3 separate regions of the Homo sapiens genome follow, and regions 2 and 3 are each linked to region 1. The links are chromatin loops, found by intact Hi-C in ENCODE. Cell type or tissue: ascending aorta. All regions are shown on one strand. Each heading gives the region's core, and the rest is flanking DNA. Links, peaks and the distances in the headings are about the cores only.

Region 1 (4,354 bases), core at 355-4,354:
GACCTGTCTGTTTTTACCAAGGCTGAGTGGTTCCTGAGTCTAGGCAATTGTGCTGGCCTCTGCTCCCAGCCCCTGGGGAAGTTGCCGGTGGCTCCTGCCCCACAGAGCCTGGCCCCCCCCCAGAGCTGCCTGGGTCACCTCAACCCTCTCAACAGTGCCCTTCCCACCCCACCCTGCAGGACAAGGTGCTGCGGATGCTGTACGTGTGGGCGCTCTGCCGAGACCAGGACGAGCTCAACCCCTACGCGGCCTGGCGGCTCCTGGACATCTCGGCCTCCAGCACCGAGCAGATTCTCTGAGTGTGGTGCCGGAGCCAGGTAGCCCCGGCCTGGGTCATCAGGCACAGAGGCACCGCAACACCACCTGCGGCAACTCCAGACCTCTGGGAACAAGACTGCGGGCTCTGCCCCCAGCTCTGCCAGGACGGCTGCAAGACCAGCTGGCCCGGGAGGGGACAACGGGCTGTTGCGGGTGCGCGGCAGCTGGAGACACTCCCCCGCAGGGCCAACCCCTGCCCTGTTGCTCTGCCCTGCAGGGGTCCCGGCGCCTGGTCACCTGGGGTGCACACAGGTCACACAGTGCCAAGAGGCCCCAGGGCCCAGGGACTCCCCCCACAGCAGGGTGGGACCCGGGACCCGCGGCTCAGTGGCCCGCTAGCCACGTCAGCCAAGCCACTTTAGGTCCATTTTTTAATTTTAACAGTGCTCTTCCATCTTGTGCATAAGCCTGAGATTTGGAAAGAATAAAACACCGAATTGCAGAAGAGCAGCTACGGAGTCTGAAGTGTCTTCTCTGGCGCGGGAGTGGCCGAGGCGATGGTGGGGGTGGGAGCAGGCGGCTGCTGTGGGAGGCGGTCAAGGTCGAGTGAGGAACTGCAGCCGCAGTGGGTGGACGCCTTGCCCAGGGCTGGACCCTGAGTTGGAAGACGAGGCCAGTGACAGACAAAACTAGGGGGACTTACTCATCCCAGTGACCTGCCTGAGCTCTCTGAGAATTGAGGTCCCCAGGGCCGGGGGAGCTTGAGTGCCCATATGAGTGTTTTAGGGCCACTGAGGTCCCCCCACAAACAGGGAGTCTCGAGTGGGGTCTATCGCGGAGGAGAATGCAGGCACAGGGCAGGCTGGGGGGCCCGAAGTGCCAGGGGAGGTGGGAGTGGCAGCTGCCCACTCCCCGGCGAGGTCGTGGGTGCTCGCGGGTCCTCGGGGCTGGGGTTCCGTCCTCCCGCAGGCCCGGGCGGGGTCGCTGGCTCGCGCGCCGCTCCCTGCGCAGCCTCCGCCCCCTGCAGCCCCGCCCCCCGCGGCGGCCCCGCCCCCGTCGCCATAGGAACAGCCGCGGCGGCCCGGCTCGCGCGCTGCTTGCCTGCCTCGGTCTCCGCCGCTCCAGGGGCGGGTGGGGTGGGCTGAGCCGGAGCCCGGGCCGCCGCCGCCGCCGCCGGGGAGAGGCCGAACGCGCAGCCGGCGCGGGTCCCTGAGAGAGCGCGGCCGCCGGGCGGTCGGTCCCCGTCCGGGTCGAAGCCAGGGTGAGGGGCGCGCCGGGGCGGGGGCGGTGGGGGAGGGGGTCCCAGGCCGCCGAGAACAAAGGGAGCGGGGGCAGGGGCCGCGGGGACCGTCCCCACGCCGCGCGCCCGGGCCGCGGCCGCGCTTTCGCACCTGTTGTGTGCGGCCCAGGCCGGGCGCGGCTCCGTTTCCCGGCTCTCAGCGCCCCCACCTGCGCGCACGGCCAGAGTTGGGTCCCCGCGTGGTGGTGGCGGCGATCCGGCGGGCCGGGCATGGGCGTAGCCCGGGGACCGAGGCGCGGGCGGGGGATGGGGTCGGGCACGTTAAGGGAGGCGGCGGCGGCGGCGGCAGGAGGGGGCGAAGCGGAGGAGGCGCGGGAGGGAGGGCGCAGCCTCATCCCCGGCGCCCGGGGCGGGTCCCCTCCTCCGCAGGGCGCGCGGCGATGTGAGCCATGAGCGCGACGTGGACGCTGTCGCCGGAGCCCCTGCCGCCGTCGACGGGGCCCCCGGTGGGCGCGGGCCTGGACGCGGAGCAGCGCACGGTGTTCGCCTTCGTGCTCTGCCTGCTCGTGGTGCTGGTGCTGTTGATGGTGCGCTGCGTGCGCATCCTGCTCGACCCCTACAGCCGCATGCCCGCCTCGTCCTGGACCGACCACAAGGAGGCGCTCGAGCGCGGGCAGTTCGACTACGCGTTGGTGTGAGGGGCGCGGCGCCCCCTAGCCGGCCCTGCGCCGGGGTCTCAGAGGGCCGGCCCGGCGGGGGGCGCCGCGGGGCCAGGACTGCGCTCAGGATCCCGCCCCGGAGCCCCCAGCCCGGGGGAGAGGGGGAGGGAGTTGGGAGAAGCCCAGCCCCTCCCCCTCGAGACCCCTCCCATGTCCCTTCCTGGCCTGGCCGGAGCCCCACCTCGTGCCTTTATCCGCCCTGTCCCTTCCTCTCTGCGCATCTCACCCGCCCGGCTGGCCCCCACCCCCGACTCTGAATCCCGGGCGGGAGGAGGACCCCCGCACCGCCCCCTCCCCAGCGTGTAAGTGGCTCTGCTATTGTGCGTCCCTGGAAGTGGGGACCCCCTTGTCCCTCCTCCCTCCCCTGTTGTCTGGCCGTCGTCAACCCCACCTTGACTGAGTGTTGAGCCCGTCCTTGGGCTCTGGTCCCTGCGGGGCAGGCTCTCCCGGGCCCACGGGGCGGACGCTGCATACCAATTTGCCCTGCACCGCCTGTCCCGGAGACGGAGCCCGAAGGCCTGCCATGGCGGCTGTGTCGAGGATGCGTGGCGCCTGCCGTGGCGGGACAGCGTGGGCAGGCTCATTTCTGCCCCCAACCCGGGCCCCAGGACAGGTCAGCGCGCCCTGCCCCGGTGCCCACCGCTGCCCCCCATCCGCCCTCCTGCCACTTGCCCCTGACCCCCCTGCCGTGCCTCCCGCAGCCCTCCCATGCCGTTCCACTCCTCCCTGCCTCTGAGCCGAACATGATAATAAAAGCTATTATTGAGCGCTTACTGCATGCCAAGTAGCGTGCTGAGTTGGCACCTCCTGTTTATAGCCTGTCTCCTCTTCGGGATCGTGAGAATGAGCCAGGCCCTGTTAGCATCCCTATTCTACAGGCCAGGAGACCGAGGGCCAGGCAGCTCCAGTGACTGACTTGCCCACAGTCACATGGCTAGAGTCTGGTAGGGCTGGAAGTGGAACCCAGGTCTGGCTTTTGCATGTTTTTAAAGCTTCCCAGGGCTGCAAAGACACCAAGATCACAAGCACCTTTCACCGGCTTTGGGGGGGGGGGCTGATGTGTAACCCCCAGCTGCCTCCCCTCCACACACAATTCTGTTGATCTGGGGAGGCGCCGGGGGTGGTGAGAGAGACTCAGCCCTGTGGGGAACTGGGAGGCGCACCCTCTGCCAGCCCTGGAGGGAGGCTCCGACGACCGACCGTACCTGCAGCCTAAGCCTCCTCCCCCTGCCCACCACCATTGGCAGCGTTTGTGGGTCTGGTGCGGTGGGGCGGTGACCACGGACGGAGTGGGCTGGCTGTGCTCCAAGGCCCTCCCAAGAGATGTGCACCCCAGGGGAGCCGTGTGCAGTGTGTGGGGGGAGGAATGAGCGTTTCTATAAAAGGCAGGCTGGGTGAATGCACAGGCTCCGAGAACGGAGAATTTACCGACTTGGATTACTAGCTGGGCGTGGGACGCGGTGCCGTGGGAGGACATCTGCTTCCCTCTCTAGGACCCGACCCTCGGTCCACACCCACAGGGCAGGTGAAGCTGATGGAGGGGGCCTCAAGCGGGGTCCCAGCACCCCCAGGGGTTTGGGGTCAGCCCTGACTCCAGTACCCCTCCCTCCCCGCCTTCTAGGGATCCTTGAGGTCCCAAAGCCACCCCAGGGGACACTCCACTCCCACTAGCCTCCTGCCACTCGGGGCAGCCCACCCCTATCTATCTTCCTCTAACCGCCCAGCCTGGGGCTCAACTCCTTCCACCGGGTCACCCCCACTCTCTGCTGCCTTCTCCCCTCCACCTGTGCGATGTGATTTTGCCCTACTCTGAAACCCATCCCTGACGCCTGTCCCCAAGGTGCCCTGCCGGCTCTCCCCATCCACACTTGTCAGCTTCACAGTCACCAAGGGGCTCCTCACCCCAGGCCTCATCACACCAGTCAGGTGGCAGCTCTCCTCCCTGGCACACACCCCCAGCCCTGTGACCCCCAAGCTCTGACACTTCAGGGCCCCCACTTCCATCTTTAAGTCACAGGTGAAAGAGAAAGAGAATGATAACTTTATTCATGGTCACAGAATACCCCCGGGAAGGGGAAGGACCTGGCAGCAGGGAGTAACCACGACTGGTCAGTTGAAGAAGGTGAGGATGCTGGCC
Region 2 (7,967 bases), core at 2,366-6,365, 1.9 Mb before region 1:
CCAGCCTGGGCGACAGAGCAAGACTCCGTCAAAAAAAAAAAAAAAAAAAAAAAAAGAGAGAGACAAGACAATTATCTTTGCATATTGAGTTTTTAGCCACTATTCTTGCTAACCCGCACATTATGTGTAACAATTTAGATTCTTTTGGATCTCCCACTTAGACAATTATGTTGTCTGTAAATAATGGCAGAAAAGAAATGTAGATAATGTTTCTTCCAATTTCTTTTTCAGACAGGGCCTTCCTCTGTCGCCCCAGCTGGAGTGCAATGTTGCCATCTCAGCTCACTACAACCTCTGCCTCCGGGCTCAAGTGATCCTCCTGTGTCAGTCTCCGAAGTAGCTGGGACTATAGACATGCATCACCATGCCTGGCTAATTTTTGTATTTTTTAAAATTGAGACAGGGTTTTGCCATCTTGCCCAGGCTGGTCTCAAACTCCTGAACTCAAAGCGATCTTCCTTCCAAAGTGTTAGGATCTCAGGCGTGAGCCGCGCGTGGCCGTAACTACAATGCTTGATAGAATTCGTGAGAGTGGGCATCGTTGCTGTACTCCTGAGCTTAGAACAGTTTTCAGTATTTCACTACAATGTTAGCTGTAGATTTTTTTACATGCTCTTTATCAGTTTGTTGAGAGATGTTGAGAATGGGCCCGGTGCGGTGGTTCATACCTGCAATCTCAGCTCTTTGGGACGCCAAAGAGGGAAGATCGCTTGAGCTCAGGAGTTCGCGACCAGCCTGGGCAATATAGTGTGACCTCCCATCTCCACGAAAAATTTAAAAATTAGCCTGCTGTGGTGTCACGAGCCTGTAGTTCCAGCTACTGTTGAATTTGAGGGAAGATCGCTTGAGCCCAGGGATTGGAGGTTTCCGTGAGCCGTGATCGAGCCACTGCACTCCAGCCTGTGCGACAGAGGAAGACCCTGACCTATAAAAACGCAAACAAAGTAGTGAAGAGAGATGTATCAGTTATCTACTGCCGTATAACAAACCACCAGGAAACAGCGCATCCTCGTACAAGCCGCATGAATGCAGAGGAAAGCGAGCAGAGGCATTTCGAGGTCCCGCCCAACAGACTCCCTCCATCGTGGTCCCGCCCCCACCCCAAGCCGCCGCCGGGTTCTGCCCCCACGGTGCCCAGTGAAGCCGGAGGGACGGGGTCCAACCGTTGTCGGCTGCGCGGAAACTGGGACTTCTCCCCAGGGTCGTGGAGGACGCGGCCGCCGACCCTCCCACCGCCTCACGCCTCGGAGACCGGGTCCAGAGCCCTCAGCCGCTTCCGAGCCCCGAGAGGGGAATCAGAAGTGCGCGTGATCAGAGCGGCACCCCCTTCCCAGGAACCGCAGCTGAACCAACGGTTTCCCCTGCACCAGCCTTTGCGACCAGGTGGGGCTTCAGGTGCGGCTTCGCCACGTGGAGGCAGGAAGACCCGGGCAGGGACTCGGTGAGGGGGAGACGGGGGTGGGGTCTTGGTGACCGAGAGACGGGGGCGGAGACTTGGTGAGGGGAGACGGAGGCGGGGACTCGGTGAGAGGATTGACGGGGGCGGGGACTCGGTGAGGGAGAGACAGGGGCGGGAATCGGTGAGGGGAGACGGAGGCGGGGAATCGGTGAGGGGAGAGACGGGGGCGGGGACTCGGTGACGGGGAGACGGGGGCGGGAATCGGTGAGGGGACGACGGGGGCGGGGACTCGGTGAGGGAAGAGAAGAGGGCGGGACTCGGTGAGGGGGAGACGGGGGCGGGGACTTGGTGAGCGGACGACGGGGGCGGGGACTCGGTGAGGGGAGAGAAGAGGGACTAGGTGAGGGGGAGACAGGGACTCGATGACAGACAGGGCAGGGTCTCGGTGAGGGGAACCGGGGGCCGGGGACTTCGTAAGGGAGAGACAGGGGTGGGGATTAGGTGATGGGGAGACTGGGACGAGAACTCGGTGAGGGAGAGACGGGGGGCGGGGACTCGGTGAGGGGCTGTCAGAGGCGGGACCTCAGTGAGGGGAGAGAAGAGGGCGGGATCTCAGTGAAGGGAGAGAAGAGGGCGGGGACTCGATGAGGGGGAGACGGGGCCGGGGACTCGATGACGGGAAGGGTAGGGGACTCGATGAAGGAGAGACGGTGGCGGGGACTCGATGAGGGAGAGGCGGGGGCGGGGTCTCGGTGAGGGGAGAGACAGGGATGGGAACTCGGTGAGGGGGAGGCGGGGGCGGGGACTCGGTGAGGGAGAGGCGGGGGTGGAGACTTGATGAAGGATAGACGGGGCGGGTACTCGATGAGGGGGAGTCGGGGGCGGGGTCTCCGTGAGGGGAGAGACGAGGGCGGGGTCTCAGTAAGGGAGAGGCAGGGATGGGGACTCAGTGAGGGGGAGGCGGGGGCGGGGACTCGGTGAGGGCGAGGCGGGGCGGAGACTCGATGACGGAGGACGGGGGCGGAGACTCGATGAGGGCGAGACGGGGGCGGGGTCTCAGTGGGGGAGAGACAGGGATGGGGACTCGGTGAGGGCGAGGCGGGGGCGGGGACTTGGTGAGGGCGAGATGGGGGAGCGGTCTCGGTGACGGGGAGACGGGGTAAGGTCTCTGTGAGCGTAGATGGGGCTGGTGTCTCAGTGAAGGCGCAATGGGGGCGGGGATTCAGTGAAGGCGGAGACCGAGGTGGAGTCTCCCTGAGTGTGGAGATGAAGGTAGAGACTCCGTGTAGGATAGGAGGACCGGGACTCAGTGATGCGGGAGTCTGTGGGCGGAGGATTACCCAGGTGCCCAGGCAAGAGACTGAAGGCACAAACTGTTTCAGTATAATAAAGAAAACAGTTAGAATAAGAATAGTTATAAATTAGATATAGAGATGATCATGGACATTATCAATCATTAGTATGAACATTATTAATCATTAGCTTTTAATATTACTCTTTGTTGTATTACTAACATAACCAAGGAATAACGGGCGGGTGTAGGATCAGGTGCTGAAGGGACATTGTGAGAAGTGACCAAGAAAGCAAGAGGTGAGCCCTCTGTCAGGCCCGCATAAGGGCCGCTTGAGGGCTCCTTGGTCAAGCGGTAATGCCAGTGCCTGGGAAGGCACCCGTTACTTAGCAGACCATGAAAGGGAGTCTCCCTTTCCTTGGAGGAGTCAGGGAACACTCTGCTCCACCAGCTTCTTGTGGGAGGTTGGATATTATCCAGGCCTGCCCGCAGCCATCCGGAGGCATAAACCCCTCCCTGTGGTGCTGTGCTTCAGTGGTCACTTTTCTTGTCCACTTTCATATTCCTCCGGTACTCCTGGTTCCTCTTTGAATTTCTTAGAAGATAGTGGTAGAAGAAATAGTGAAAGTCTTAAAGTCTTTTATCTTTCTGATAAGTGCGTAAAAGAAAACACTGGGCCGGGCGCAGTGGCTCATGCCTGTAATCCCAGCACTTTGGGAGGCCGAGGCGGGTGGATCACGAGGTCAGGACTTCAAGACCAGCCTGGCCAAGAAGGTGAAACCCCATCTCCACTAAAAATACAAAAAATTAGCTGGGTGCAGTGGCAGGCGCCTGTAATCCCAGCTACTTGGGAGGCTGAGGCAGGAGAATCGCTTGAACTCGGAGGGCGGAGGTTGCAGTGAGCTGAGATCGGGCCATTGCACTACAGCCTGGTGACAGAGTGAGACTCTGTCTCGGGGGAAAAAAAAAAAAAAAAAAAGAAAATGCTGATGTATGCTGTCTTCCCTCTCTTCTTCAGCTACCTATAAGGGAAGGGCCCCCTGTCCTATGATCACGTGACTTGCTTGACCTTATCAATCACTTGGATGACTCACCCTCCTTACCCTGCCCCCTTGTCTTATATACAATAAATATCAGTGCATCCGCCATTTGGGGCCACTACTGGTCTCTGCGTCTTGGTGGCAGTGGTCCTCAGGGCCCAGCTGTCTTCTCTTTATCTCTTTGTCTTGTGTCTTTATTTCTTATGATCTCTCATCTCCACACATGGGGAGAACACCCGCAAAGCCCTGTAGGGCTGGACTCTACCAGGAGATGGAGCCCGGGACTCAGTTGTGGGGAAAAGAAAGAGAGATCAGATTGTTACTATGTCTATGTAGAAAAGGAAGACATAAATTCCACTTTGATCTGTATTAAGAAACATTGTTTTGCTTTGAGATGCTGTGAGTCTTAACTTTAGCCCCAACCCTGTGCTCACAGAAACATGTGCTGTATTGAATCAAAGTTTAATGGACTTAGGGCTGTGCAGGATGCCTTGTTAACAGTATGTTTGCAGGCAGTATGCTTGGTAAAAGTCATCGCCATTCTCCATTCTCGATTAACCAGGGACACAATGCACTGCGGAAAGCCGCAGGGACCTCTGCCCAAGAAAGCTCTGAGATGGCCTGAGATATGGCCTCATGGGAAAGGAAAGACCTTACCATCCCCCAGCCTGACACCCCTAAAGGGTCTGTGCTGAGGAGGAGTAGTGAAAGAGGGAGGCCTCTTTGCAGTTGAGATAAGAGGAAGGCTTCTCTCTCCTGCTCCTTCCTGGGAATGGAATGTCTCCGTGTAAACTGACCATTCCCATTCGTTCAATTCTGAGATAGGAGAAAACTGCCCTGTGACTAGAGGCGGGATATGCTGGCAGCAATACTGCTCTGTTACTCTTTGCTACACTGAGATGTTTGTGTAAAGTGAAACTTAAATCAGGCCTACGTGCACATCCAGGCACAGTACCTTTCCTTGAACTTATTCGTGATACAGATTCCTTTGCTCACATGTTTCCCTGCTGACCTTCTCCCCACCTGTTGCCCTGCTACACTCCCCTCACTAAGATAGTAAAAATAATGATCAGTAAATACCGAGGAAACTCAGAGACAGCCAGCGGTGCAGGTCCCCTGGGCCCACTGTTCTTTCTCCATACTTTGTCTCTGTGTCTTATTTCTTTTCTCAGCCTCTCATCCCACCTGACGAGAAATACCCAGAGGTGTGGAGGGGGAGGCCCCCTTCACTCGGTGAGGGGACAGACAGAGGTTAGATCTCGGTGAGGGGTGGGCAGAGCAGAGTCATCGAGGGGACAGACGGAGGCAGGGTCTTGGTGATGGAGAGATGGGGGCGGGTTCTCAGAGAAGGATGAGCGCGGGTTCTCGATGAGGTGAGAGACGGGGGCGGGGTCTCAGTGAGGGAGAGATGAGGGCCAGATATTGTGAGGCTGCATATTGCAATGATGCATATTTCCCAGTCTCACTGACTTCTTATGTTTAGGTCAGTATATGAAAAAATCTACATGGGCCTGGACTTTATTTTTTTCTTTCCTTTTTTTTTTTTCAGACGGAGTCTTTTTTCTTATTCTTAAAAAAACAAAAATTCTTAGCTGGGTGCGGTGGCTCATGCCTGTAATACCAGCACTTTGGGAGGCCGAGGTGGGCGGATCACCTGAGGGTGGGAGTTCAAGACTAGCCTGGCCAACATGGAGAAACCCCGTCTCTACTGAAAATACAAAATTAGCCAAGTGTGGTGACACATGTCAGTAATCCCAGCTTCTCGGGCGGCTGAGGAAGGAAAATCGCTTGAACATGGGAGGCGGAGGTTGCAGTGAGCCAAGATCACACCATTGCTCTCCAGCCTGGGCAAGAAGAGTGAAACTCTGTCTCAAAAAAAAAAAAAAATCTTAAAAAAAAATCACCATTATCGAGCTGGATGCAGTGGCTCACTCCTGTAATCCCAGCACTTTGTGAGGCCGAGGCGGGCGGATCGCTTGAGCTCAGAAGTTCCAGACTAGCCTGGGCAACATGGTGAAACCCCGTCTCTACCAAAAATACAAAAATTAGCCGGGCATGGTGGTGTGCAACTGTAGTTCCAGCTACTTGGGGGGCTGAGGTGGGAGGATCCTCTGAGCCCAGGAAGTCGAAGCTGCATTGAGCCATGATCACGTCACTGCACTCCAGCTTGGGTGACAAAGCTAGATCTTGTGTCAAAAACAAAACAAAACAAAGCACCATTATGTCATCATTTTTTATCCAAAAACATAAATTTTGAAGGCCTGGCACAGTGACTCATACCTGTACTCCCAGCACTGGGAGGCTGCAGCAGGACGATAACTTGAGCCCAGGAGTTTGAGGCTGTAGTGAGTTGTGATCGCACCACTGCACTCCAGCCTGGGTGACAGAGTGAGACACTGTCTCAAAAAAACAAACAAAAAACAAACTGATGGTCAGGCGAGGTGGCTCACACCTGTAATCCCAGCGCTCTGGGAGGCTGAGGCCGACGGATCATGAGGTCAGGAGATGGAGAACATGCTGGCCAACATGGTAAAACCTGGTCTCTACTAAAAATACAAAAAATTATCTGGTCGTGGTGGCACGCGCCTGTAGTCCCAGCTATTTGGGAGGCTGAGGCAGGAGAATTGCTTGAACCTGGGAGTCGGTTGCAGTGAGCCGAGATCGCGCCACTGCACTCCAGCCTGGCGACAGAGCAAGACTCTGTCTCAAAAACAAAAAACAAAAAACAAAAACAAAAACAAAAACCTGATTTACTTCTTTTCCCAATTCATTTCAGACCAGAAGACCATGTAGCACCAAAAAGATAGCTGCAAAGCGGAATAAAGTTGGGGAAAACAATCTGCTGGCCGGAAGAGAGTAAGATGCAGGAGGATGATTGCCGGTTCTCCGCAGCACGAGTCAGGGAGGCCATGAGATGGAAGAGCCACCCCACAATGGGAAGAACCTGGAGACAAGGTTCTCCTTGTCTATGCCCAAGAGAAGCCACCCTTCAGGAGAGAGTTTCTGAGTTTCATGAACTTGGGGAACATTCTAAACCTATTCAAAATATGCTTACTCACAGAGAGGTCTCACAAGTAGGCACGTCGTCCATAAATGAGACTCGCATGTTGAATATTTACACAGAATTCAGTTTTTGTTTAGATGACTATCAGAATAAAATATCTGTGTATGAAAAGCCTTATGAATGTCATGACTATAATGGAACCTATGGCAAAGCATTCATCGTACTCAATTTGAAGGAATTCAGACAAGGCAGAAGCAGTCTAGGTGCTCTGAAAATGGCAGCAATTTTTTTTTTTTTTTTGCGACAGAGTCTCGCGTCTTGCTCTGTCACCCAGGCTGGGTTGCAGTGGCATGATCTCGGCTCCTGCAATCTTCTCCTCCCGGGTTCAGGCGATTCTCCCACATCAGCCTCCCAAGTAGCTGGGATTACAGGCATATACCACCACGCCCGGCTAATCTTTGCATTTTTAGTAGAGATGAGTTTTCACCATGTTGGCCATGCTGGTCTCAAACTCCTGACCACAACTGATCCGCCCACTTCGGCCTCCAAATGTGCTGGGATTATAGGCATGAGCCACCACACCCAACCTAAATGGCAGCAGCTTCTAATGTAGCAATGCACTTGCTTGCTTGTCAAGACAGACTTTCCATGGGGGAGAATCCCTATGAGTGCAATAAGAGTGACAAAGTCTTCAGTTGATTAGTTATCCCTTAATTGACAGGCATCGACTCAACGTGGTGAGAAGCCACATGTACATAATCCATGTGGAAAAACCAGGCCTGGAGCGGTGGCTCACGTCTGTAATCCCAACACTTTGAAGACTGATTACAAACTGGGAGGTTGAGGTAGGAGAATCCCTTGAGCCCAGGAGTTCAAGACCAACCTGGGCAATATAGTGCAACCGCTATCTCCACAAAAAATTAGCCTGCTGTGGTGTCACGAGCCTGTAGTCCCACCTACTAGAGGAATTGAGGCCGGAGGGTCACTTTAGCCCAGGGGTTGGAGGCTGCAGTGGTGAGGGTCTCGGTGAGGGGGACATGGGGGCGGGCACCCGGTGAGGGACAGACGGGGGCGGGAGCCATGATTGCGCCACTCACTCCAGCCTGGGCAACAGAGGGAGATCCTGACCTTAAAAAAACCCTCTTCACTATTATTTTTGGTATAAAATAAAAAATTATTTAAAAATTGTATTAGGAAATAAAAATATTAGTGAAAAGGGATGTATCAGTTATC
Region 3 (7,967 bases), core at 2,292-6,291, 670 kb before region 1:
AGGAGTTCAAGACCAGCCTGGCCAACATGGTGAAACCCAGTCTCTACTAAACATACAAAAATTAGGCGGGCATGGCTGGGCACGGTGGCTCACGCCTGTAATCCCAGCTACTCGGGAGGCTGAGGCAGGAGAATCGCTTGAACCCAGGAGGCGGAGGTTGCAGTGAGCTGAGATCACACCATTGTACTCCACCCTAGACAAAAAGAGCAAAACTCTGTCTCAAAAAAAAAAAAATTAAGTGGGCATAGTGATGTGCGCCTATAGTCTCAGCTACTTGGGAGGCTGAAGCAGTAGAATCATTTGAACCTGGGAAGTGGAGGTTACAGTGAGCTGAGATTGCACCGCAGCACTGCAGCCTGGGCAACAGAGCGAGACTCCATCTCAAAAAACAACAACAACAAATAGTAACAACAGCAAATATTACCTATTCATGAAAAGACTGATACATGGCTGGGCATGGTGGCTCACACCTGTAATCCCAGCCCTATGGGAGGCCAGGCAGGAGGATCACTTGAGGTCAGGAGTTCAAGACCAGCCTGAGCAACATACCAAGACCCCCATCTTTAACAACAACAGCAACAAAAAACCCTAATAGCAGGTTTAGCCTAAGACCCGACACACAGTAGGTGCCTGATGAAAGCAAGCTGTTATCATTGTTTTTGCTTTTCATTTTCTACCCTGGGCTCCTCTTAAGACTCGGTCTCTCTTGTTTCTTGGAGGTCAGGTTGCCAAACTTTTCCAGGACTCGAGTCTGGGAAGCACCGTTAACATCCTCGTAACTCGCCTCATCCTGCTCACGGAGGACCAGGTGCGGGGGACTTCCTCCCCTTCCCCTTCCCCTTCATACCAGCATGTCCTGCCGTCCCCTGGGTGGTGGGTGCCCATGCATTTCCCTCTGTCCATCCCCAGCCCACTCTGGAGATCACCCACCATGCCGGGAAGTCCCTGGACAGCTTCTGTAAGTGGCAGAAATCCATCGTGAACCACAGCGGCCATGGCAATGCCATTCCAGAGAACGGTGTGGCTAACCATGACACAGCAGTGCTCATCACACGGTGAGGGGACAGGAGAGGTCTAGGACTGGGGCTGAGAAAACAGATGGTCCAGGGAACCATGAGAGTCCAAACAGAGATCACTTCTGCTAGGGTCAGGAGGAGCAGAGAAGTTTGGGCTGCCCATGAGGGAGCCAGGGATGGGGAGGGGCTGCTTGAGAATAATGGGTAAGGGAGGTTTGGGACCATTTGGGCACCGATGCCCTCATTCACTTATTCTCCCACTCATGCATGCATGCATGCATTCATTCATTCATGTGGTCAGTCACTCCTGTATGCAGCTTCAGGTGAGAGGCAGATGGCGCCTCCAAGGCAGGACTCAACCCCCAGAGCTGGGCATGGTGGCATCAGCAGGGCTTAGGGAGACAGCCCAGCCCCCTCACTGACCCTGTCTCCTTTTACAGCTATGACATCTGCATCTACAAGAACAAACCCTGCGGCACACTAGGTACCCGAGCCCCGTAGGTTTCAGGCGCCTATGAAGGCAGTGGGCTGGGGTGAGACCTGGCAGGTGGATGGGGCCAGCCAGCACCGTCCTGAGCCTCCCAGCCCCATCCCCACATGTCCGTCTTCCCAGGCCTGGCCCCGGTGGGCGGAATGTGTGAGCGCGAGAGAAGCTGCAGCGTCAATGAGGACATTGGCCTGGCCACAGCGTTCACCATTGCCCACGAGATCGGGCACACGTGAGGCCAGGGCACACAAGAGGGGGAGGAGGGGAGGAGCTGGGCGGGTCCCTCAGCGCCCGGCAGAGCCGACACCCCTTTCCCCAGATTCGGCATGAACCATGACGGCGTGGGAAACAGCTGTGGGGCCCGTGGTCAGGACCCAGCCAAGCTCATGGCTGCCCACATTACCATGAAGACCAACCCATTCGTGTGGTCATCCTGCAGCCGTGACTACATCACCAGCTTTCTAGAGTGAGGATGCACCTGGGTGTCCCTCAGAGCGGGTCACACTCATGGTGGGGCAGGGTACACGGGAGACGATAGAAATCAGGGATGCTCCCTGGGACCCCCATCCAGCTGAGGCTCCTGAGCTCTTGATTTGCAGCCACCTAGCATGACAGTTGCTTTTCTCTCGAGGCAGCTCGGGCCTGGGGCTCTGCCTGAACAACCGGCCCCCCAGACAGGACTTTGTGTACCCGACAGTGGCACCGGGCCAAGCCTACGATGCAGATGAGCAATGCCGCTTTCAGCATGGAGTCAAATCGCGTCAGTGTAAATACGGGGTAGAGAGAGTCTTCCTGCTTTCCTTCCTGGGAGGGGAGGGGGCCGCTGGGGCTGGGGGAGGGAACTCCACCAGGGCACCCACCTGGGAAGTGAGGGGGTGGGAGAACCGGGAAGGGGGGTGAGGTGAGCCCCCATGGTGACCTGGGAGGACAGAGGTGCATGGAGTGTGCAAAATGTCCTAAGCAATCAGACAGTGCTTGGGAACAAAAATGGGATCACCTGCTTCTCCAGACCCCTGATTTGAGGGCTGGGCTGGGGGGCCAGCTTCTGTCTGGCACATCACACCCCCTGTGGGCTACAGCAGGATCAAAGTCTCAAGACCTCTCACGGGGCAGTTTTTAACTAAACATCCAGTCCTGACGGAAATAATTTCCCTGGGGATGAGCCATCTTTCCTACTTGGCAAAGAACTAGACAGAACCTTCCAGGGACTCCCTGTCTGGAGGAGCTCTGAGCCTCCTGACCTCTCCCCACCCTTTCCTGAGGTTTAGATTCCCAAAGCCCCATTCGTGCATAGAGAAGGGCATTGGGGGGCAGGAGGTTCCACTCCCAGCTCCCCCCAGGAAGCTGAAGACCTGCTGGCTTCCTGCTTCAGCCACCAAGGTTCAGCCAGGATCTGCTCCTCCTCTGCCCACCTGCCTCGATTCCCTAAATGCACCCCTAAGCTCCTCACAGTCTCAGCCCTAGGGGCCCAGGTTCAGCCCCAGTTCTTCACACTATCACAACTCAAACGATCAGAGTTTTTGTGATGCCATGTTAATGCAAAGCAGAGGGCAAGCAGCTGCCAAATTGCCCTCCCTTCATTCCACTGCAAGACAGAGACAAACCCTGGAACAATTTCTATTTCACTGACATTCCACCCTTGACACCCCCCAACATCCTAACTTAGCTGGTAACTGCAGCACCCTCTAAGGAATTCCTAAAGAATTCTGAAGCTACTCCTCAACATCTGCTGTGACCCAGGTATCCTAACAATGATCATGGTGTCTGACATTTACTGAGCTCTCACTATGGGCTAAGCATGTGCTGTGTGTCACCATCTAAACTCCTGACAATCCTGCTAGCCCCCACGTTACAGAGGAAGGGACTGAGCCATAGCATAGGGAGGATGACTTGTCCAAGGCCACAGTTTGAGACCATGACAGAGCTGGGATTTAAATCCAGGTCTCTCATGACTCTCTAAATTTTACAAAGGGGCAGGGGAGGGGAGGAGCTGTCAAAATATCAAGCTTGGGCTGGCACTGGCTATATGTTGAATTGAGCCTTCCTTTTAGTTTTTGAAGGAACATCTTTCAGGCCATCTTGGCAAAGGGGGATTTATTTACTAAATGTGAACTGGTTAATATATGTAAAGGGTTCAGCCTGGTGCCTGGTCCAGAGATAGTGGTGGTCATTGTTACCCCATAATGGCATTGGTGCAAGTCCTTTCTTATCTATCCTGTCACGTGCCTCATAGCCATTTATATAGGCAAGACAGGCATTAGGCTGCCCATCTTGTAGATGAGTAAACTGAGGCCCAGAGAGGGGAAATATATTGCAAGTTGGTAGCAGAATTGAGGTCTCTGCACAACTCAAATATGCCACAGTGCCTCCTTGTGGAGAGGAGGACAAAAGCAGAGCTGAAATCATTATCTTGAAGAGGTGTCAGAAGTGGGATTGCGACAGGACTGATGTGATATTTTTAGATATGGCCAAGAGGACACAGTCTGAGTTTTTAGCTGAGAAATGTCCTCTATAAGGCAGAAGGCAGAGATTCTAGAGGACCTTTGAGGGAGAATGTATTTGAGAACAACTCTTCCAGCTTCTTACATATGTACAGGTATCTCTCAGGGGCTGACCTAGGAAGGGTCCTTTCCTGTGGCCATTGATCGATCCAGTCCCACATCTGGAAAGCTTACAAGAATTGGGTTCAAAGCGGGGATTACACTTGATAATTACAGAAGGACCACCTACTTCTTAGAGGAAAGACGCTGGGAGGTTGCTTAGGATGTGGGCCAAGAGGGTCAGAGAGGACCACCTACTTTTTAGAGGAAAGACGCTGGGAGGTTGCTTAGGATGTGGGCCAAGAGGGTCAGAGATTTTGCTTCACCTGAACTCACTGGGGCTTCTCCAGGGATATTAACCTGGACTTTAAGAGTCAGAGTGAGTCCCTGGGACTAGTTCAGCCCATCCAGGATTCAGACGGGAAGAAGGTGGGGCTGATTTTTCACCTGGAGAAAGAGAGGCATGTCCCACACAGACCTAACTCGGCATTGTCCCCTCCCAAACTCCCACCCCTCCACATAGCTTAAAAGTGTTGGGGGCTTCTCCAGTTTAGATGGGGGAACAAAGAGAACCAACAGCTGGAAAAAACTAGAGATGAGGCCGTTGGCCTAGTCATCATCCAGGCCGATTTCTCAGAACCACCACTTTCTCTTCGGCTACTTTGCCCATCCCATAAAAGAACCCCAAATCCTTCCTGTTCATTCCTCAGCAGTTCCCACGTTTCCTTCCAGAAACTCAGAAGGCACCAGGAACTGAATTGCAAAGTTCGTTAGAGCACAGACTCTGAATTAAAGAGCTGGGTTAAACTCCAGGCTATTCCCTTAGTAGCTGTGTGACCTTACCTGTCTGAAGCTTGGTTTTCTCCCAGTAAGATGGGGTAGTACTGCCTAAAGAGGTATATGGCATGTATAAAGTGCTCCATAAATGGAGCTTATTGGGAGAGTATAAGTCACAGGCCATGCCCCGCAAGGGGATGCACGAAGACCCACCGCGAGCCAGGAAGGGAGCACCGGGCTCTCTGCTCTGGGACCGGCAGTGAGCCGGACATCTGGGTCCTCCCAAGCCGGGCGGGCTGCCCCAGGGAGGAAGGGAGGGGGGCGAGCCTGAGCGGGCACCTCGGCCCGCAGGAGGTCTGCAGCGAGCTGTGGTGTCTGAGCAAGAGCAACCGGTGCATCACCAACAGCATCCCGGCCGCCGAGGGCACGCTGTGCCAGACGCACACCATCGACAAGGGGGTGAGCGCCGGCCAGGGCCCCCAACTGGGCCACGCCCCCTGAGCCACCTCCCGCGTTGGCCACGCCTACCCGCCTGTCCTTCGGCCTATTATCTGCTCCCTCCCACATTGGCCACGCCCGCCATTTGTGCTCCCTCGGCTGTGGCCACGCCTACTGCTTGCTCCTTCCCGCGTTGGCCACGCCCACCGTCTATGCGTCCCTTGGTTCTGGCCACGCCTACTGTTTAACTCCCTCCCGCGTTGGCCACGCCCACCGTGTAATGATTCCCACGGCTCTGGCCACGCCTACTGTTTGCTCTCTCCCTCATTGGCCACGCCCATCCCCTGTGCTGCCCTCGGCTCTGGCCACGCCTACTGCCTGTAGACCTCCCCTCCCCAGCCTGAAGCCACGCCCCACCTCGTCTCCACGCTTATCGTGGTCCTGTCTACACCCCTCCCCGTTAAGCACCCTGTGCTCAGGCCACGCCTCTCGCTTGTACCTGGTCTGTCTCCCAGACCACTCTCCTACGTAACCTGACTCTGTTCGCATGTTCAGACCCCGCCTCTGCCCATCCCGGAGAGGCTGATATCTCTGGCTGGGGCCTGGAGTGGGGAACGGTGCATGGGGCCGACGAGTGTCCTCCGGGCTGGACTCACTCCTTCCTGTCTCCCCCCACCCAGTGGTGCTACAAACGGGTCTGTGTCCCCTTTGGGTCGCGCCCAGAGGGTGTGGACGGAGCCTGGGGGCCGTGGACTCCATGGGGCGACTGCAGCCGGACCTGTGGCGGCGGCGTGTCCTCTTCTAGCCGTCACTGCGACAGCCCCAGGTCAGCCCTCAGGACCCCCACCCGGGAGGGCAGCGCGACCCCTGCCCCCATCGCCCACTGCCTCATCCCTCTCCTATCCCACCACCCTTTCCAGGCCAACCATCGGGGGCAAGTACTGTCTGGGTGAGAGAAGGCGGCACCGCTCCTGCAACACGGATGTGAGTTCCCCCAAACCCCTTGAGGGGTGGGGGGAGGAAGCATTAAAAACAGCTATCAGAGGCCGGGCACCGTGGCTCACGCCTGTAATCCCAACACTTTGGGAGGCCAAGGCAGGCGGATCACGAGGTCAGGAGATCGAGACCATCCTGGCTAACATAGTGAAACCCCGTCTCTACTAAAAATACAAAAATTAGCTGGGCGTGGTGGCAGGCGCCTGTAATCCCAGCTACTCGGGAGGCTGAGGCAGGAGAATCGCTTGAACCCGGGAGGCGGAGGCTGCAGTGAGCCGAGATCGCACCACTGCACTCCAGCCTGGGTGACAGAGCGAAACTCCATCTCAAAAAAAAAAAAAAAAACAAAAACGCTATCAGAGTGCTTCATCCAGGCACCTGCTGCCTCCTGGGGAACCTGCAGCCGCCACCCCTCTCTTCCCTCCTCTCCCTGACCCCCACCACCTTCTCGTCCCCAACCCCTCCTCCTTAAAGACCTGGCTCCTTCCAGCTCTCTTTTCCTCCTACATTTAGACTACAAGCCCCCACCTTGAAATCACTGCTTGGCCCTCACAACCCCCTACCATCCAGTCTCTCCCCTCCCTTTACAGCCCAACTTCCCCTGAAGAGTCCTACCCCTGCCTTCTGTCATCCCCCAAAGTTGTAGCTGAAGCTTCCTCTCACCAAACCCAGTGACAGGTGTCTGTCCTCTGCTTGTGCCCTCAGCTGACCTGCAACCATCAGTGAGCAGTGAGAAGTTTACTGGGGAGGGGGTGTTTTAGAGGGCAGTGAGAGCTTTGGACTTTTCAGCCTCCCAGCTGGGGGGAACCAGGTCTTCAGAGAATCCACATGCTAGCACTTTCTATAAACCCTGATCCCTTCCAGACCTTCTCTCTCAAGAAAGACTCCATGTGGCCAGGTGCAGTGGCTCACACCTATAATCCCAGCACTTTGGGAGGCTGAGGCAGGCAGATCACCTGAGGTCAGGAGTTCGAGACCATCCTGGCCAACATGGCAAAACCCCATCTCTACTAAAAATACAAAAATTAGGCCGGATGAGGTGGCTCATGCCTGCAATCCCAGCACTTTGGGAGGCCGAGGCGGGTCAATCACCTGAGGTCAGGAGTTCGAGACCAGCCTGGCTAACATGGTGAAACCCCGTCTCTACTAAAAATACAAAAAATTAGCCAGGCGTGGTGGCACGCGCCTGTAGTCCCAGCTACTTGGGAGGCTGAGGCAGGAGAATCACTTGAATCCAGGAAGCGGAGGTTGCAGTGAGCCGAGATTGTGTCACTGCACTCCAACTAGGGCAACGAGAGCGAAACTCTGTCTAAAAATAAATAAATAAATAAATAAATAATGCAAAAATTAGCCAGGCATAGTGGCATGCACCTGTAATCCCAGCTACTCGGGAGGCTGAGGCAGAAGAATTGCTTGAACCCAGGAGATGGAGGTTGCAATGAGCTAAGATCATGCACTGTACCCCAGCCTGGGCGACAGAGTGAGATTCTGTCTCAAAAAAGAAAAAAAATGCAAGCAAGCAAGAAAGATTCCATAGCCTGGAACCAGAAACCCAGGTGTGTCCTGCCCAGCTCACCCTCAGACCTCTAATGAGGGATCCAGTCCTATCCCAGATGTGTCTACACGCCCAGCCCAGGCTACCTTCCAGGCCTAGTCTCACGCAGACCACCACAGCCTCCTCCCTGGCCTCCCTGCCTCTAGCCTCCCTCCTCC

What was found. Hi-C counts contacts between places; a loop is a spot of excess contacts. Peaks named below come from ENCODE experiments on the same cell type or tissue, not always from the same donor. Only the 100,000 strongest peaks of a DNase experiment are listed, where the experiment ranks them.
Region 2: it touches region 1 in a loop (5-fold over the local background); 2 of 110 quality-filtered maps call a loop at or near these places.
Region 3: a loop joins it to region 1, with 3.0 times the contacts of the local background. A loop is called at or near these places in 2 of 110 quality-filtered maps.

The regions. Positions count from the first base shown.
Region 1 is chr19:7,923,132-7,927,485 of GRCh38, reverse strand. SNAPC2 (small nuclear RNA activating complex polypeptide 2) reads right to left here. Exons shown (of 5, transcript NM_003083.4): 5 at 4,236-4,354. It overlaps CTXN1 (cortexin 1), which reads left to right and starts at 1,351. Exons shown (of 2, transcript NM_206833.4): 1 at 1,351-1,519; 2 at 1,928-2,995. The coding sequence starts at 1,948. The coding sequence ends at 2,196. It overlaps TIMM44 (translocase of inner mitochondrial membrane 44), which reads left to right. Exons shown (of 13, transcript NM_006351.4): 13 at 180-768. The coding sequence ends at 299. LOC124904629 (a long non-coding RNA gene) reads right to left here and starts at 2,081. Exons shown (of 2, transcript XR_007067120.1): 1 at 1,650-2,081; 2 at 676-913. RefSeq lists an enhancer at 1-670 and silencers at 1,167-1,436, 1,967-2,056. In ascending aorta, for the core only: a CTCF peak has its summit at 2,104 (motif pointing right); DNase peaks (open chromatin) are centred at 1,295 and 2,125; H3K4me3 peaks cover 1,739 bases; H3K27me3 peaks cover 928 bases.
Region 2 is chr19:9,786,350-9,794,316 of GRCh38, reverse strand. LOC100505555 (a long non-coding RNA gene) reads left to right here and starts at 1,137. Exons shown (of 2, transcript NR_148545.1): 1 at 1,137-1,383; 2 at 6,507-6,911. It overlaps LOC124904635 (a long non-coding RNA gene), which reads right to left and starts at 1,255. Exons shown (of 3, transcript XR_007067134.1): 1 at 1,164-1,255; 2 at 669-925. RefSeq lists enhancers at 744-1,244, 1,245-1,745 and silencers at 1,629-1,778, 2,119-2,488. In ascending aorta, for the core only: a CTCF peak has its summit at 3,993 (motif pointing right); DNase peaks (open chromatin) are centred at 2,416 and 3,986; H3K4me3 peaks cover 713 bases; H3K27ac peaks cover 1,985 bases.
Region 3 is chr19:8,590,075-8,598,041 of GRCh38, reverse strand. It overlaps ADAMTS10 (ADAM metallopeptidase with thrombospondin type 1 motif 10), which reads left to right. Exons shown (of 26, transcript NM_030957.4): 7 at 725-808; 8 at 910-1,055; 9 at 1,457-1,500; 10 at 1,630-1,735; 11 at 1,823-1,969; 12 at 2,139-2,280; 13 at 5,172-5,279; 14 at 5,939-6,084; 15 at 6,179-6,242. Among named protein-coding and RNA genes, the nearest start is that of MYO1F, 17 kb to the right of the region's middle. RefSeq lists an enhancer at 5,643-6,241. In ascending aorta, for the core only: a CTCF peak has its summit at 3,882 (motif pointing left); a DNase peak (open chromatin) is centred at 5,471; H3K4me3 peaks cover 1,749 bases; H3K27ac peaks cover 2,189 bases.